Regions from separate parts of the Homo sapiens genome. Here region 2 is linked to region 1. Evidence: chromatin loops called from intact Hi-C (ENCODE). Cell type or tissue: pancreas. All regions are shown on one strand.

Evidence for each region. Hi-C counts contacts between places; a loop is a spot of excess contacts. Peaks named below come from ENCODE experiments on the same cell type or tissue, not always from the same donor. Only the 100,000 strongest peaks of a DNase experiment are listed, where the experiment ranks them.
Region 2: a loop joins it to region 1, with 3.0 times the contacts of the local background. A loop is called at or near these places in 28 of 110 quality-filtered maps.

What each region holds. Positions count from the first base shown.
Region 1 is chr14:63,530,924-63,538,923 of GRCh38, forward strand. All of the region lies in intron 2 of PPP2R5E (protein phosphatase 2 regulatory subunit B'epsilon), which reads right to left. Among named protein-coding and RNA genes, the nearest start is that of PPP2R5E, 8.5 kb to the right of the region's middle. In pancreas, no CTCF peak of the experiment used is centred here; no DNase peak of the experiment used is centred here.
Region 2 is chr14:63,400,423-63,408,422 of GRCh38, forward strand. All of the region lies in intron 5 of PPP2R5E (protein phosphatase 2 regulatory subunit B'epsilon), which reads right to left. Among named protein-coding and RNA genes, the nearest start is that of GPHB5, 85 kb to the left of the region's middle. In pancreas, no CTCF peak of the experiment used is centred here; no DNase peak of the experiment used is centred here.

The DNA.
Region 1 (8,000 bases):
TTTGGCCCACATAAAACTCTGTACAATAATTTTACCTATGCTACAGAAGCAAACTATTAGGATATATTAAAAAATGTATATTCCTTCCTAAAAGTGAATGAAATTATCTCTTCATTACAACTGGGTACAATCTTTCATAAATAAAAATACAGGAGAATTTCCTGAACTCGGGAGGCGGAGGTTGCAGAGAGCCAAGATAGCGCCATTGCGCTCCAGCCTGGGCAACAAGAGCGAAACTCCCATCACAAAAAAAGAAAGAAAGAAAAAAATAACATATGTATACATGTGCCATGTTGGTGTGCTGCACCCATTAACTCGTCATTTAACATTAGGTATATCTCCTAATGCTATCCGTCCCCCATCCCCCCGACCCCACAACAGTCCCTGGTATATGATGTTCCCCTTCCAGTGTCCATGTGTTCTCATTGTTCAATTCCCACCTATGAGTGAGAACATGCGGTGTTTGGTTTTTTGTCCTTGCGATGTATACATATGTAACAAACCTGCACGTTGTGCACATGTACCCTAAAACTTAAAGTATAATAATAATAAAATTAAAAAGAAAAAAAAAAATAACATAGTTTGGCACTTGCTTTTGTGCAAGATCTTAAAATTGCTTCCCCCCAAAAAAATTATTACCACACTTTTTCAAAGGTTCTAAAACTGAACTTTAACATCTATTAACATATAGATGTTCTTTCAGTTCGAAAGTAAAGCTTATGGTTATTTTTTAAACACACACACACACGGCCGGGTGCGGTGGCTCATGCCTGTAATCCCAGCACTTTGGGAGGCCAAAGTGGGAGGGTCACTTGAGGTCAAGAGTTCAAGACCAGCCTGACCAACATGGTGAAACCCCATCTCTATTAAAAATACAAAATTAACTGGGTGTGGTGGCGCACACCTGTAATCCCAGCTACTTGGGAGGCTGAGGCAGGAGAATTGCTTGAACCTGGGAGGCAGAGGTTGCACTGAGCCGAGATGGGGCCACTGCACTCCAGCCTGGGCAACAAGAGCGAACCTCCATCTCAAAACACACACACACACACAAATCTTAGATGCCTGAAGAACACACATCATTAGTCAAAGGTACAAACTAGATCAATAGATCTTAACCCGTTTTAAGTCAGATATCCCTTTGAGAATCTGAAAAATCCCTATTGATTCCCCATTTTTAAAATAGATACACACATACAAAATGTTCACATAATTTTAGGCTGCTCATTGCATTTTAAATCCAACCAAGGATTTAAGAATCTCTATACCTACTATACAAGAGTATAATGACTGGTTGCTTCTGGGAAGGGAAACTAGGAGAAGGGATGGAAGGAAGATTTTTCACTACACTTCCTTTTGTAACCTTTGGAATTTGAACCATATGGCTGTATTATCTATTCAAAAAATGAATAAATTAAAAATAAAAAGCATTACACTAAATAACATGGCAAGATACTAATGCAGTAGATGCAACTCTCCAGGTGAAGATGTTTAGAATAGCTATTATATTAAATTCACCATATTTAAAAACTGCTTCTTTGAAATTTTTGGTTGAAAAACGTTTGTGGCTGCAAAATTATGCTCTTCATAATTTTCAGAGAAATTTCCAATTTCCACCTTTTTACTAGTAAAATATGTCATAAAAATTTCATATTATTCATATTCTAACTTTTGAAACCCCCATTAAATAACAACAGCTAGTATTTACTGAATGTGGCACTGTCACATCTATTGACTATTAACGTCATCATCATTTTACAGACAAGGAAAACCAAAGCTTTCAGCAGTTAACGCATTTGTCCAAGGCAACCCAGCTAGTGGTAAGCTAGGACTCTTGAGGACCAACAAAACCCATGCGACAATGTATCACGACATGGAGTGTAGTAACCACTAAAATAGATGACATTATTCCTTAAAAGACTATTCTTTTTTGAGACAGCATTTCACTCTGTTGCCCAGGCTCAAGTGCAGTGGCACAATCACAGCTCACTGCAGCGTCGATCTCCTGGGCTCGAACTATCCTCCCTCAGCCTTCCAAGTACCTAGGACTACAGGTGTGTACCACCACACCCAGCTAATTTTTTATTGTATTTTTTTTTAGAGACAGGCCTGCTATGTTGCACAGGCTGGCCTTGAACTCCTGGGCTCAAGTAATCCTCCCACCTCGACCTGCCAAAGTGCTGGGATTAAAGGTGTGAGTTATTTACTGTACCTGGCCTCTTAAGAGACTATTCTTATTCTAATAGGTTTTAGCACATTCACTCGTTATAAAAATCTGGTATTATATTGCATGTGCCTACTTTACTATACACAAAGCAGATATAGACGAAAAAGGCAATCATTAAAAAGGCACGAAAACGGCCGGGCACGGTGGCTCACGCCTGTAATCCCAGCACTTTGGGAAGCCGAGGCAGGCAGATCACCTGAGGTCAGGAGTTCATGACCAGCCTGACCAACATGGAGAAACCCCATCTCTACTAAAAATACAAAATTAGCCGGGCATGGAGGCGCATGCCTGTAATCCCAGCTACTTGGGAGGCTGAGGCAGGAAAATGGCTTGAACCCGGAAGGCAGAGGCTGTGGTGAGCCGAGATCGCACCATTACACTCCAGCCTGGGCAACAAGAGCTAAACTCCGTCTAGTCATCATAGTTGTAAGAATATCTAAAAGTGAATGTACAAACTATCTGCAAAATGCCTCGGAAATGTATAATGAATTGTGAGACAAGAAATAACAATGGCGGCCGGGCGCGGTGGCTCATGCCAAGAATCCCAGCACTTTGGGAGGCCTAGGCAGGCGGACGCACCTGTGGTCAGGAGTTCGAGACCAGCCTGGCCAACATGGAGAAACCCCGTCTCTACTAAAAATATAAAAATCAGCCGGATGTGGTGGCAGACACCTGTAATCCCAGCTACTCTCCGCAGGCTGAGGCAGGAGAATCACTTGAACCTGGGAGGCAGAGGTTGCAGTGAGCCGAGATTGCGCCACTGCACTCCAGCCTGGGTGACAGAGCGAGACTCTGTCTCAGAAAAACAAACAAACAAAAGAAATAACAATGCTACTTTCACTATAATTCCATCTTCAAAGAGGCAGTATTCTTCAGAAAACGTTCACCCAAATCTAAACTTACAGAATTGCTTAAAGTCAACGCAAGGAAATGAGGCACAGGAGGCTGGGGTGAGGAGAGAACATAAATCACCCAGCCAGGTGCTACTACCACTGATTATTATTAACATAAATTTGTGTGTGTGTTTGTGTGTTTGCCTAACTGTTTAGTTTGACTGTCTTACTCAACAACTTACCTAGATAACAGTCAAGGCTTGCTTCATGTCCTGCTGTGTAAGTGTAAGGAAAGTATCCAAGTCTTGACTTTCTTTTTTTTTTTAAGACAGAGTTTATAGTGGCACAATATGAGCTCACTGCAACCTCCACCTCCCGGGGTCAAGTGATTCTCCTGCCTCAGCCTCCTGAGTAGCTGGGATTATAGATGCACACCACTACATCCACGAATTTTTGGATTTTTAGCAGAGATGGGGTTTTACCCTGTTGGCCAGGCTGGTCTCAAACTCTTGACCTCAAATGACCCGCCCCCTGTCGGCCTCCCCCAAGATTTTACTTTCTTATCAAGTAAGTAAGGCACTAAACCTCTACTAGGTTTTCCCTATCAGTGAATGAGTAAGAATCTTTTAGACTCAAAGAAAAAAATGTTTTTATTTTGAGACAAAGGTCTCACTCTGTCAGCCACACTGGACACAGTGGAACAATCACAGCTCACTGCAGCCTCAGCCTCCTGGGCTCGGGCAATCCTTCTGCCTCAGCCTCCCAAGTAGCTGGGACCACAGGTGTACACCACCACCCTGGCTAATTTTTTAAATTATTTGTACAGATGAGGTCTCACTATGTTGCGTAGGCTGGTCTCAAACTCTTGGGCTTAAGCGAGCCTCCCAACTCTGTCTCCCTATGTGCTGGGATTATAGGTGTGAGCCACCATACCCAGCCTCAAAAATGTTAAGGCTCTCCAAGAACACTTTCACAAAAGCATATAAAGATGGAGAAAATGTAAATGTCTATCTTTGCAAAGTTCATCCTATAATTTCCTAACACACAGATACGGAAAAACCAGGTAGATTTATACAGAATTACAGGTGGTGTTGCTTTCTACAGGAAATAACATCAGTGATACAGATTTCAAAACCCCACCTATTAGACATAGGGCAAAATAGGCTGGGCGCAGTGACTGACGCCTGTAATCCCAGCACTTTGGGAGGCCAAGGCAGGTGGATCACCTGAGGTCAGGAGTTTGAGACCAGCCTGGCTGGTCTCAACACGTCTCTACTAAAAATACAAAAAAATTAGCTTGGTGTGGTGGTGGGCACCTGCAATCCCAGCTACTCAGGAGCCTGAGGCAAGAGAATCACTTGAACCAAGAGGCAGAGGTTGCAGTGAGCTGAGATCGCACCACTGTACTCCAGCCTGGGCAACAAGAGCAAAACTCCATCTCAAAAAAAAAAGAAATAGGGCAAAACAAAAACTTTCCCTTCACATTATGTTGCAGTTTTGCAAGTGAACAGACTTTAAAACGCTAAGAATTAATGCAGTATTATTTATAAATCAAAGATTATGATGCATATAATAAACATTCTGATAATGCATGCACAAAACGAGTGGTTATTAATGCATATCTGAGCATTCAAAAATGACATATTAAAAGATGAGTTACATAATCACTGTTTGTATAATTATCGTATTCAAACTCCCCTGAAATTAAAGACCTTAAGGACACCTCTTTGACTTCATTATTTAAAACAACTCACAAAATTCAACCATATTTTATATTGTACTCCAAATAAAATTAACCCAATTTAGTCAAAGCAATACTATAGAAAATTAAATCAATAACTACCCTTAGCATGCATATAGTGTTTATCCTGGTTTCTCTTAAGGCAATGGCCAAAAAAAATAAAATCCTAGAAAAGAAATTCCTCCTACATTTTCTTTATATTCCATAAATTACTTCCTAGAAAATCAAGAGCAAATACACATTACTGAAGTCTATTTCTGATTATACTTCCTTATGTTATTCTACAGACAGAGATGGATTTCTAATTTATAGAATACTTTCCAGAGTATTTACCCAGAATGTGCTTACTACATAACAATCACTGTTAGTCACTCTGGAATTAGGTTTGTGAGTATATAGTCCTGTTACTCTCCAATTCTCTCATACTGGCAAAATATACAAGTTCAAAAAATCACATTCTTGGAAAGCAGAGTTCTTGGAAAACTGGCAACACTAGCAGACTTCACTTTTAAAAGTGAGAAAAAGGATACAGAAATGGCCAAAAAGCACAGGAAAAGATGCTCAACATCACTAATCATTAGGGCAATGCAAATAAAAATCACACTGAAATACCACTTCATACCTATTATAATGACTACTATCAAAAAATTAAAAAGCAGAAAATGAGTGATGGTGAGGATATAGAAAACTGGAACCCTCATGCATTGCTAATGGGAATGAAAAATGGTCCAGTTGCTGTGGCAATATGTATGGCAATTCCTGAAAAATTCAACATATGATCCAGCAATTACACGTCTGGGTACATACCCAAAAGAAATGAAAGCCAGAACTTAAACAGGTATCTGTACATCATGGTCACAGCAGCATTATTCACAATAGCCTGAAGGTGGAAGCAACCCAAGTGTCCACCAATGAATTAATGGATTAAAAAGTATATGGTATGTATATACACTGAAATTATTCAGCCTTAAAAAAGAATGAAATTCTGACACCTGCTACAACAGAGATGAACACTGAAGACACTTGACTAAGTGAAATAAGCCAGTCACAAAAAGACAAATATTGCATGGCATCACTTATAGGAGGTACCTAGAGTAGTCAAATTCATAGAAACAAAAAACAGAATGGCGGTTGCCAAGGGCTGGTGGGGGAAACAGGGAGTCAGTGTTTAACAGGTACAGAGCTTCAGTTGGGGAAGATGAAAAGGTTCTGGAGATGGATGGTAGGGACAGTTGCATGACAATGTCAAGGCACTTAATGCACATTTAAACATGGTTAAGATGGTAAATTTCATGTTATGTATATTTTACCATAATTTTTTAAAATGAGAAAAAAGACATGAAAGCATTAAAGAAAAAATACATTAAAGCATGTGTCCAAATTCTTCTCATGCATGCTTCTTTCACTACCCACAAAACCAATACCCTGACTATGAGTGGTCAGTGAAGTCCTAATTTAATTGTTTACCATAAGATCCAAGAAATTAGTGTAAGTTTTTAAATTCCTTCTAATTCTAAAAAAAAAAATTTAACTGGCTTCCTCAGAATGAAGTCCTTTACAGATACAGAAGTTAACACCCATTACATATCTACTTCAGATTAAATAGATTACTAAAAACCAGTGTCTCCCAACTTTGTATTTCAAGCATAGTTCAATCTACAGTGTTTCCTACATTTTCTTTCCAAAGCCTCATAATGACTATTTTCATTTTTACCAGCAAAATCTCTAGTCAAAATTTTCTCCCCCAAAGCTCACAGGAGCTCATCTTTACTGACTGGTAGATATATCATCTTTACAGTAATCAGTATTCAGTTTCCAAAAATTTTGTATAAACATTGGAATCTTATTTATGAATCTCTCTCTCTTTTTTAAAAAAAGTATTCATATGGAAAAAATAGAAGCTTGAAATATCCTAAGCTAAATTTTGAGGATCTTTTCCGGTTACATTCCAGTTTTTCTTATAATACCTTCTGATTTCACAAACTGTTACAGAAATAAGTCTGCAATAATGAACTAGCAAACCAGGTTGCCTGGTTTCCTCCAAGCCACACTAAAGCTCATTGTGTTGTTCATATCCCCTTTCTCCCATTCTTCAGTATTCAGCACATAAACATCCACCTCAAAGGTAAATTCTGATAGTTTCCACACTATAAAAGCTATGTTCTGATATTTTTCAAACAACACCTGTTCATAAACATGAAGCAAACATGATGAAAATTAAAAGGGACAAAAAGTAACCACATACCCAAACAAAAGTTGAAATGCCTAATTTAGAAAAAATTCTTCATATTAAAAACGTGTTGGGCCGGGCATGGTGGCTCACGCCTAAATCCTGGCATGGGAACACCATGGCAATTCGAGACCAGCCTGTGCAACATGGCAAAACTCCATCTCTACAAAAAAATGGAAAAATTAGCTGGGCGTGATGGCATGCTTCTGTAGTCCCAGCTACTCGGGAAGTTGATCCCGGCTACTCGGGAAAGGGAGGATCACTTGAGCCTAGGAAATAGAGGCCACAGTGAGCCCCAACCTGCACTTTCTTTTTTTTTTTTCCCCCGAGACAGAGTCTTGCTCTGTCACCCAGGCTAGAATGCAATGGCACGATCTGGGCTCACTTCAACCTCTGCCTCCCGGTTCAAGCAATTCTCCTGCCTCGGCTTCCCGAGTAGCTGGGATTACAGGTGCCACCACCGCGCCTAATTTTTGTATTTTTAGAAGAGACAGGGTTTCACCATGTTGGCCAGGCTGGTCTCAAACTCCTGACCTCGTGATCTGCCTGCCTCGGGCTCCCAAAGTGCTGGGATTACAGGCGTGAGCCACCACGCCCGGCCTCAACCTGCACTTTCACTCTGTCCCCACTGAACTCTAGCCAGAGTGACAGCATGAGATTGTCTCAAAAGAAAATTTAAAAAACCAAAAAACTTGTTTTTAACAAATTTCAGGCCAGGCACGGTGGCTCACACCTGTAATCCCAGCACTTTGGGAGGTCAAGGTGGGCAGATCACTTGGGGTCAGGAGTTCAAGACCAGCCTGACCAACATGGTGAAACCCTGTCTCTATTAAAAATACAAAAATTAGCTGGGCATGGTGGCGGGCACCTGTGCTCCCAGCTACTCGGGAAGCTGAGGCAGGAAAATCACTTGAACCCAGGAGGTGGAGGTTGCTGTGAACCAGCCTGAGCAACAGAGGGAGACTCTATCTC
Region 2 (8,000 bases), 130 kb before region 1:
GGGATATGAGTGCTCCTCACAGGTTCAATAGTACATGCTTTTCCTAGCAGCCTATCCAAACAGAAGATGTTGTTAACTACAGCTCTCTGCCCATTCAGCAATACAATAAATACATACGTACTGAGTTCTTTCTATGTGCCAGCGATGGTCCTCATTGCTGGACATACACATTGTTGAACAATTTTGGAGCCCATCAGGGGAGGTAATGGGCAAGTTAATACATTTCCACAGGAAAACATTCTATCTAGGAAAGAAAGGCATGTGGCCCCAACCAGCCAAAAAAAAAAGGCCCCATATAGACTCAGTATCTCTTTATCTATAACATGTTCCAAATGACATAAGACCTCTAATCCACCTACCCAATCCACCCATCCACCCATTCCCATTCCAAGGTTAATAGAAATAATTAACCTTGTAAGTTTTATTTTTTAAATTTCGTTTCTACTTTTAAGTGTTTCAAAAGGCTTTAATGAATAACTTGTAACCAACATAAGAGAAGGTTTGAGGGTGTGTAGTATTAGCAAAACTTGAATCAACCTTCCTTGTATACTGTTAATCTTGAGTTTAATGAATACACAATAATTAAGCAAGAAATGTTTGATGTTTTCATTAGGCTCTCAACAAAATGCATTGCCGAGTGCCTAACTTTAGATATTTACAAAGCCACAAATATTAAATGTATCATATTCTATGAGAAAGATGAATTGCAGTATTAAACTATTTTTCTGCTTCTCTGTAGAGAACATGCTTTTGATGATTTTATGATGTATGAGAGAGAAATATAATAGTGCACAGGCCAAAACAAGGGGGGGTAGGATGAACTCTGATGAGCTCTGATTTCCAAAACAAAATAATATGAGTGTGCTTAGTCATATCTATAGTCCCAATCACTCCCACACAAAAAAGAAATATAATCCCACACCTGTAAATGCCTAAGTGGACTGTGCCATCCCTAATATAACAGGTAGCTTGTAGTCAAAGAAAAGAAGTTAAGAAGCTGGAGCGTTTCCAAGGTGATTACAGAGCAAAGACAGACCTGTCAACATACTAACTCCAGGTTTACAAAAACCAGCCTTCTTGAAGCTCACAAATAGGGTTAAACTACATAGTGATTTAGCCAAATAACCTTTCTTTGAACTTCATAAATCTACAATGAAATGAGAAGAGTGAAATGAAAAAGGGCTGTAAGGGTCTTCCAGCTAGGCAGGGGGATTGAACCTCTCTCCTCTTGAATCCTCCCTAAAATGACAGTGAAAGAATAAGAATAGAAGAAAGCCTTGGCATAGACAGGACTGGAGAGAAAATTTAGACTTATTTGTAGACTTCTCAAAGATGGAAGTGGATGACAAGAGGTAACTATCTTAAGTTTCCTCTTTCTCCAGTCTGCTAAGTGTTTTTCCATTCTGCAAGCAGGGAAGAAAGCCAACGAGAAGCAGGCCAGTTCACACCACGGAACCCTTACAAGGCTTAAAAACTAAAGGCACCAGATATATTTGATGGTAAGGGTGTGAGAAATAGCTAAAAACAGGAGGACTGGTTGAAAGTCTGTAGAAGACCCCCCAGATCCCTATCCCATGTGGTGTATTGATGATTTACAATGTAAGTCTGGAGAGAATGAGTAAGTATCTAATCTTGGAGACATCATACACGTTAAGTAAAGCACTTATTGGAAATAATGGGATGAAATAAAACTCTGCATACCTAAAAGTGACATATTTGCCAGCTTTCTTCCCTGACCAGGCTCCCAATTCTGTATAAGTCAGAAGATCAGAAAGTCCCTTTTGGAAGAAACTGACAGCCTCAAGAGGAAAGACCTACAGATATGCTAACAGCTGAGGGTTTCCTAATGAAATGGCAAGGTCCCTGACCAGTTATGCCATTCAAAGTCACCAGTTGCCAAGTGTCACCATGCAAATATAAACACACATGTGCACACGGTAACATACACAAGTTCTAAGCAACTTTTCGGTAGACTAACATGTAATTATGACTATGAAGTCAAAGATCACCAGATATTTTAACATAAAAGACCACAACAAACAATTATAAGGAACTCAGAGGAAACAGGCACAATGCTAGGAGTACCAAAAAAAATTGCAAGAAGGAAACTATTAACATCTTCAAAGATAAACAAATATGCTGGATCCTTGAAATAAAACAGTGCTATTATTCAGGTGGATATTCAGGAAATTTTTTAAAAGCTTTTAGAAGTTCAACATATAATAAATAAAAATTTTAGCAGAAGCACTAGAACATTAAAATGAGCAACTCTACCCCAGAGCATATAACCAAAAAACAGAGATAATATATAGAAGAAGATTTTAAAAACCAGAAGATCCAATACATAATAGCAATCCAGAAAGACATGGAGACAGAAAAACAGAAAATGAAGAGAAGGAAATTATCTGAAGAATAATTCAATTCAATTTCCAACAAAAAAAAAGTCATCAATGTCAATATAGATATGGTCCATTAAGTGTTCTGCACAATAAATGAACAAAGATCCACACCAAAGCACATCACTTTCTGGATGTGGAGACAAAGAGAAGATCTCAAAGAAGATACAAAGAAGACAGGTCATTATAAAGGATAAGGCATTCACCTGGTGCAGGCCTTCTTAATACCCACACTGGAAGCTGGAAAACAATGGATCAATTCCTTAAAACATCTGGGAAAGTTCCAAATTTACACTTAGCCAAAATGTCAATAAAGTATGTAGGCAGGCAGGGCACAGTGGCTCACGCCTGTAATCCCAGCACTTTGGAAGACGAAGGCGGGCTGATCACTTGAGGTCAGAAATTTGAGACCAACATGGGCTAACATGGTGAAACCCTGTCTCTACTGAAAATACAAAAATTAGTCTGGCGTGGTGGCATACACCTGTAATCCCAGCAGCTGGAAGTTGCAGTGAGCCAAGATCGTGCCACTACACTCCAGCCTGGGCGACAAAGCGAGAGTCTGTCTCAAAAAAAAAAAAAAAAAAAAAAATGTAGGCAGAATAAAGACGTTTTCAGACAAGTGATCTCAGAACACTTACATCCCATTCATGCTTTCTTAGGAAGAATCTAGAAGATATGCTCCACCAAAGAAGAAGTTAAACAAGCAAAGACACAGTCTAGAAGGGCACCAAAGGGAAGTGCTGGGATGACTGTGTGGATGGCCCAGAGTGCCAATTAGAGCAGGATGACCAGGGCTCCAGGAAGAAGGTCTCCAAGAAAAAAAAAAAAAAAGTAACTGATAGACTAGTTGATATGTGGGCCATACTGAGAAGGGCTGTATGGTTACTCTCAGAGAATTAAAGCACACACTAGTGATGAATACACAGGAAAGCAAGTAAAAAAATAAGGCACCTATTTTCCAGGGTTAAAAAAAGAAAAAAAAAAGCTCTACAAGAAAACAAATGTAATTATGTGCCTTGGAATGAACAACATGTATACAATAGTACTCATCTATCATGTGATTCATTCAAATTTTGTGATATAACAAATGTAGAGAGGGAGTTATAGTGGGAGATACATAATGGCTTACAGTAGGAAGTCAATAGACATAAATAAAATCTAAAATCACAAGTTAAAAAATAGCAGTATAAGCATGCTGTTTAGAAATATGGAAATAAATATACAGAAACAACTGGAAGACTTAAGTGTGGTTACTTCTAGGAAATAGGACTCTGGTTTGGAGAAAGATGAGGCAAGAGACTGCTATTTTTCATTAAAAATCATATAAACATATTGGAATTTTAAAAGTAGGCATTATCAAAACTATTTTTAAAAGTCATTAAGAGCAAAAGGTTTCGAGCAAAACAACCCAGTTGCTCTCTGCTATAATAAAGAATTACCCTGCCCTATTCCATGTAAAGTAAGATTTTAGAGAACATCAGAATTCTTCAAATAGATAACCGATAAAATTGGTATTCTAAATGTTTTCATCCAAAGTGCCACAGAGCACTAAAATCAGATGTCCACATTTCTGGCTTTGTTTGCAACTTTCTCCTACTACCTGAAAACTATCTTCCTCATACTTTCACCTTGGCCAAATACAGAGAAAACAGCCCAGAACAAAGAAACCAGAGCCAAAGGTAGTCTGACTCCAGTGAATCAGAACGACTCAAGGGATGCACTGTATAAAATGAAGCAACCTATGGGGCAAATACTGAGAAAGGACAATGGGGACAAGGCATCAAAAGGTTGCGATCACAAGCTTCTGGCAATTCTGACTCCAAGACTCCTATGGAAATTCAATACAAAACTTTCGAAAGTGTAAGGCGTACAAATATGAACAACTCCACCAAGTCACACGCTTTTATTTTCCTCCATTTAATTTCAAGCATTCTTTCCACAAACCAAAGAAGTCCATTTTTTTCCCCTTGAGCATACTATCTATTTCAAGACAACCTTGTGATTTAAATTTTTAAGACAACCTATTTGGTCAGCAATTCAAGAAAGAGCTATTGTGCTAAATAATGATGCACTTAGTGGGAAGCAGGCAGGGACTAGCTACATAATTTGTGGGGCCTAGTGCAAAATAAACATGCGGTGGTCCCTGCTCAAAAAGTATTAAGAGTTTCAAGACAGCAAGAGCAGAGCACTAAACCAAGCACAGGGCCCTTCTAAGCACAGGGCCCAGCACAACTGCACAAATTATACAACCAGGAAGCTGGCTCTGAATGCAGGAGTCAGAGCAATAAAGCCCTTTTTACAAGATTTTTGAGTTATACACTGGACAGGACAGGATGAAGTGATGTTAACTGGTAATTGGCAATGGCTATCTCATAAAATTCCAGGTAGAAATAAATGCTCCCAACACTTACTTGCTATAGGCTGTGAGAGAGAAATGTAAACATTTTGACATATTCAAGGAACTCGTTTGGAAAATAGTTCTTTGTATTGGAGCTGAGATTCAAGGCCTTGTGGAATTTATTTCAGTTTAGAACTAAAATTTTTTTAATAGGTTGGTTTGTGTCATGTCCAATTTGTCTTGAGTTTTTAAAAACACAATAACAAAAGGTCACTTTTAAGGACAGGCTGAATGATTTGCATGATCTGCATAATTTACATGATAATTACAGTACCTTTCAGCTAAATATAACAGCAAATGTGAAGTACAAATTACTAAATAGCAATCTCCAGCAGTACATATGTTTACGGGGATACTTGAATAGTATGTCTCTCAGCAACCACTGACTGTTTTTCAGATTTGCAGAGTAGTTGAAAGTAATCTTTAGAAATATGTTGCTAAACTCTTGCCACAATAATCCACCCAATGAAATAATCGAAGTATTGCTAATTCATTTAGGTCTAAAGAAGGGGTTGGGGGATCATAAAGAAACCATTTTCCCAACCATCCCAATACAGATGAAAATTATCTTTATTAAGAATAGACAAAATTGTTCCATAAAGCCTAGGCAAGTCTACATAGTCATAGCTCTAGAAGGCAGTTAACCAAGTTACTTAAGTCTGAAATCAACATTACCACAGACAAAAGTGCACTATGCAATGAATGGACTATCTTTGATAAATCTCTAACAGCTTTCTTGTCCAAACACTTAAGTGAGTACACAAAAAATGCTACAGGTTATGTAAATCTAGATTTAATAAAAATCACACTGAAATTCAAGTGAGCCAGTCATACTATTCTAGAATAAAAAACAACAAAACCCTTCAAACAAAAACATTCAAAACCCTTGAATGAAAAACGACAGACTGTTGGCCAGGCGCAGTGACTCACGCCTGTAATCCCAGCACTTTGGGAGGCCGAGGCGGGCAGATCACGAGGTCAGGAGTTCAAGACCAGCCTGCCCAACATGGTGAAACCTCATCTCTACTAAAAATACAAAAAATTAGCCAGGCATACTGGTGCATGCTTGTAGTCCCACCTATTCAGGAGACTGAGACAGAAGAATCACTTGAACCCGGGAGGCGGAGGTTGCCGTGAGCCGAGATCGAGCCACTGCAATCCAGCCTGGGTGACAGAGCTAGACTTCATCTCAAAAAAAAAAAAAAAAGAAAAAGAAAAACAACAGACTGTTTTGTCTGGCTCTACCAAAATATGGCTTTCCAGCTTCTCTTGAAAAGCCAAAAGATCTAGCAATACTTGGCTCACTTACCTAGAGACCAACCGTTACTGGGAGCGGATTGGCAGCAGGATCCAAGCTCTCTAAATCGCCACAGTTTCCATCACTCCTTTGGTCATACCAACACTACTTAATCATGTACCATTTGTCTGTCCTCTGTAAAGATTTAAATGGGCTATCCCTGGTTTTCACACATTATAAATTATACGTTCCTGGCACTAATAAACATTTATGTTCAACACTGATTGGAGGAAATCAGTTGGCAAAGTGGAACTGAAGAGAATCCAGAGACACAGGAAACCCATGTAACATCTTAAGAGAACCCAACAGCCTGTGAAGAACCATATACGTAGAGTTGAATGGATACCAATGATTTTTAGAATAAGAGTTGGATTTCAAATAATTCATAACATGCTAGGTAAGACATGACAGGCTAACACTATATGATTTCATGGACTGAAGCTATTAAAGAAAACAGAGCTTAAGAAAGTTCTCAAAACAAGAATCCTAATAAAAATATTAGTGACACCACCAGCATAACGTTTACTGAATATGAACCATGTGTTGGGAATACTTCTGAGAGTTTGTATAGGTATTTAGTTGTTAAATCTCCACAACAACCTTACAATGTGATTATGATATTTTGCATCTACTTTCTAGATGAGGAAACTGAGGCACACAGTAGTTATGTCACTTGTCCAAGGTCGAATACAAAAAAAATGGCAGAGCCCGAATTCAAATCAGTCTGTACACTTAACCACCAATCTATACTGCTTCCTGATAAGGAAGAAAAATTCAAGGTATTGAAAAAGGCACTTGAGGCAACACAGGAAGCTTTCATTTGAGCTTTAGATTTTCAAAGGGCAGATACAAATGGTGAAAGGAAGGAAGCAACGAATACTGGGCATAAAAGAATGGTGCTATCATACAAAAATAGTCTTAGGAAGGCTAATGCACAAAATCAGCTGAGGTTTATGAAAAATGCAAGGCAATAAAATGAGAATGTACTTGCAGATGAAATTTTTTATTCTTATTGATTACAACATATATGCTTATTTTTTTTATATAAAAAATAGAGATATCTAAAAAATAGGAAGTGAAGATCATCACACATAATCACCCCCTTCCAGCCAATTAACAACAATTTGGTAGAACTCCTTTCAAAATTGTTAATGCATATTGCTATAGTCTGAATGTGTCCCCCAAAATTCGTGTGATAAAAATTTAATCTCCAATGAAACAGTGTTGGGAAGTAAGGCCTTTTGGTGTTGAGGTCATAAGGGCTCTGCCCTCATAAATAGATTAATGCCACTATGAAAGGGGATTTGGGACATGGGTTCACTCTCTCTCATCCTTCTGCCTTCCACCATGTGAGGGCACACCCAGTAAGATGACACTCGTTAGATGCCAGCACCTCGATCTTGAACTTCCCAGCCTCCAGAACTGTAAGAAATAAACTTCTGTTCTTTATAAATTACCCAGTCTGAGGCATTTTGTTAAAGCAGCACAAAAGAACTAAGACAAAAATACTAACATTATTTTTCCCTAAAATAACAGATACAGGCTCAAAAATTATACTGTTCTATAACAATGCATGTTTCACCTAAAATAGATCATTGAGTAGGTCTATCACATTCTTTTTACAAACTGATGAATATTTCACTATATGAATGTCCACAGTACAATTACCTCCTACTAAGGAACTTTGAAGTTATTTTCCAATTTTCTAATAATTATTAGCAATGGTGCATTCAATAACCTTTGTATATATATCTTTTGTACATATCTGATTATTTCTCACAGAATTGTTGGGTCTAAATTTAAGTTGATAGAATACTATCGGTTTTCTCTTCAGGACAATTATGCCAATTTAACGTATATGTGTATATAGCCATCTATTCATATATTTATTCATTCGTTTATTTGG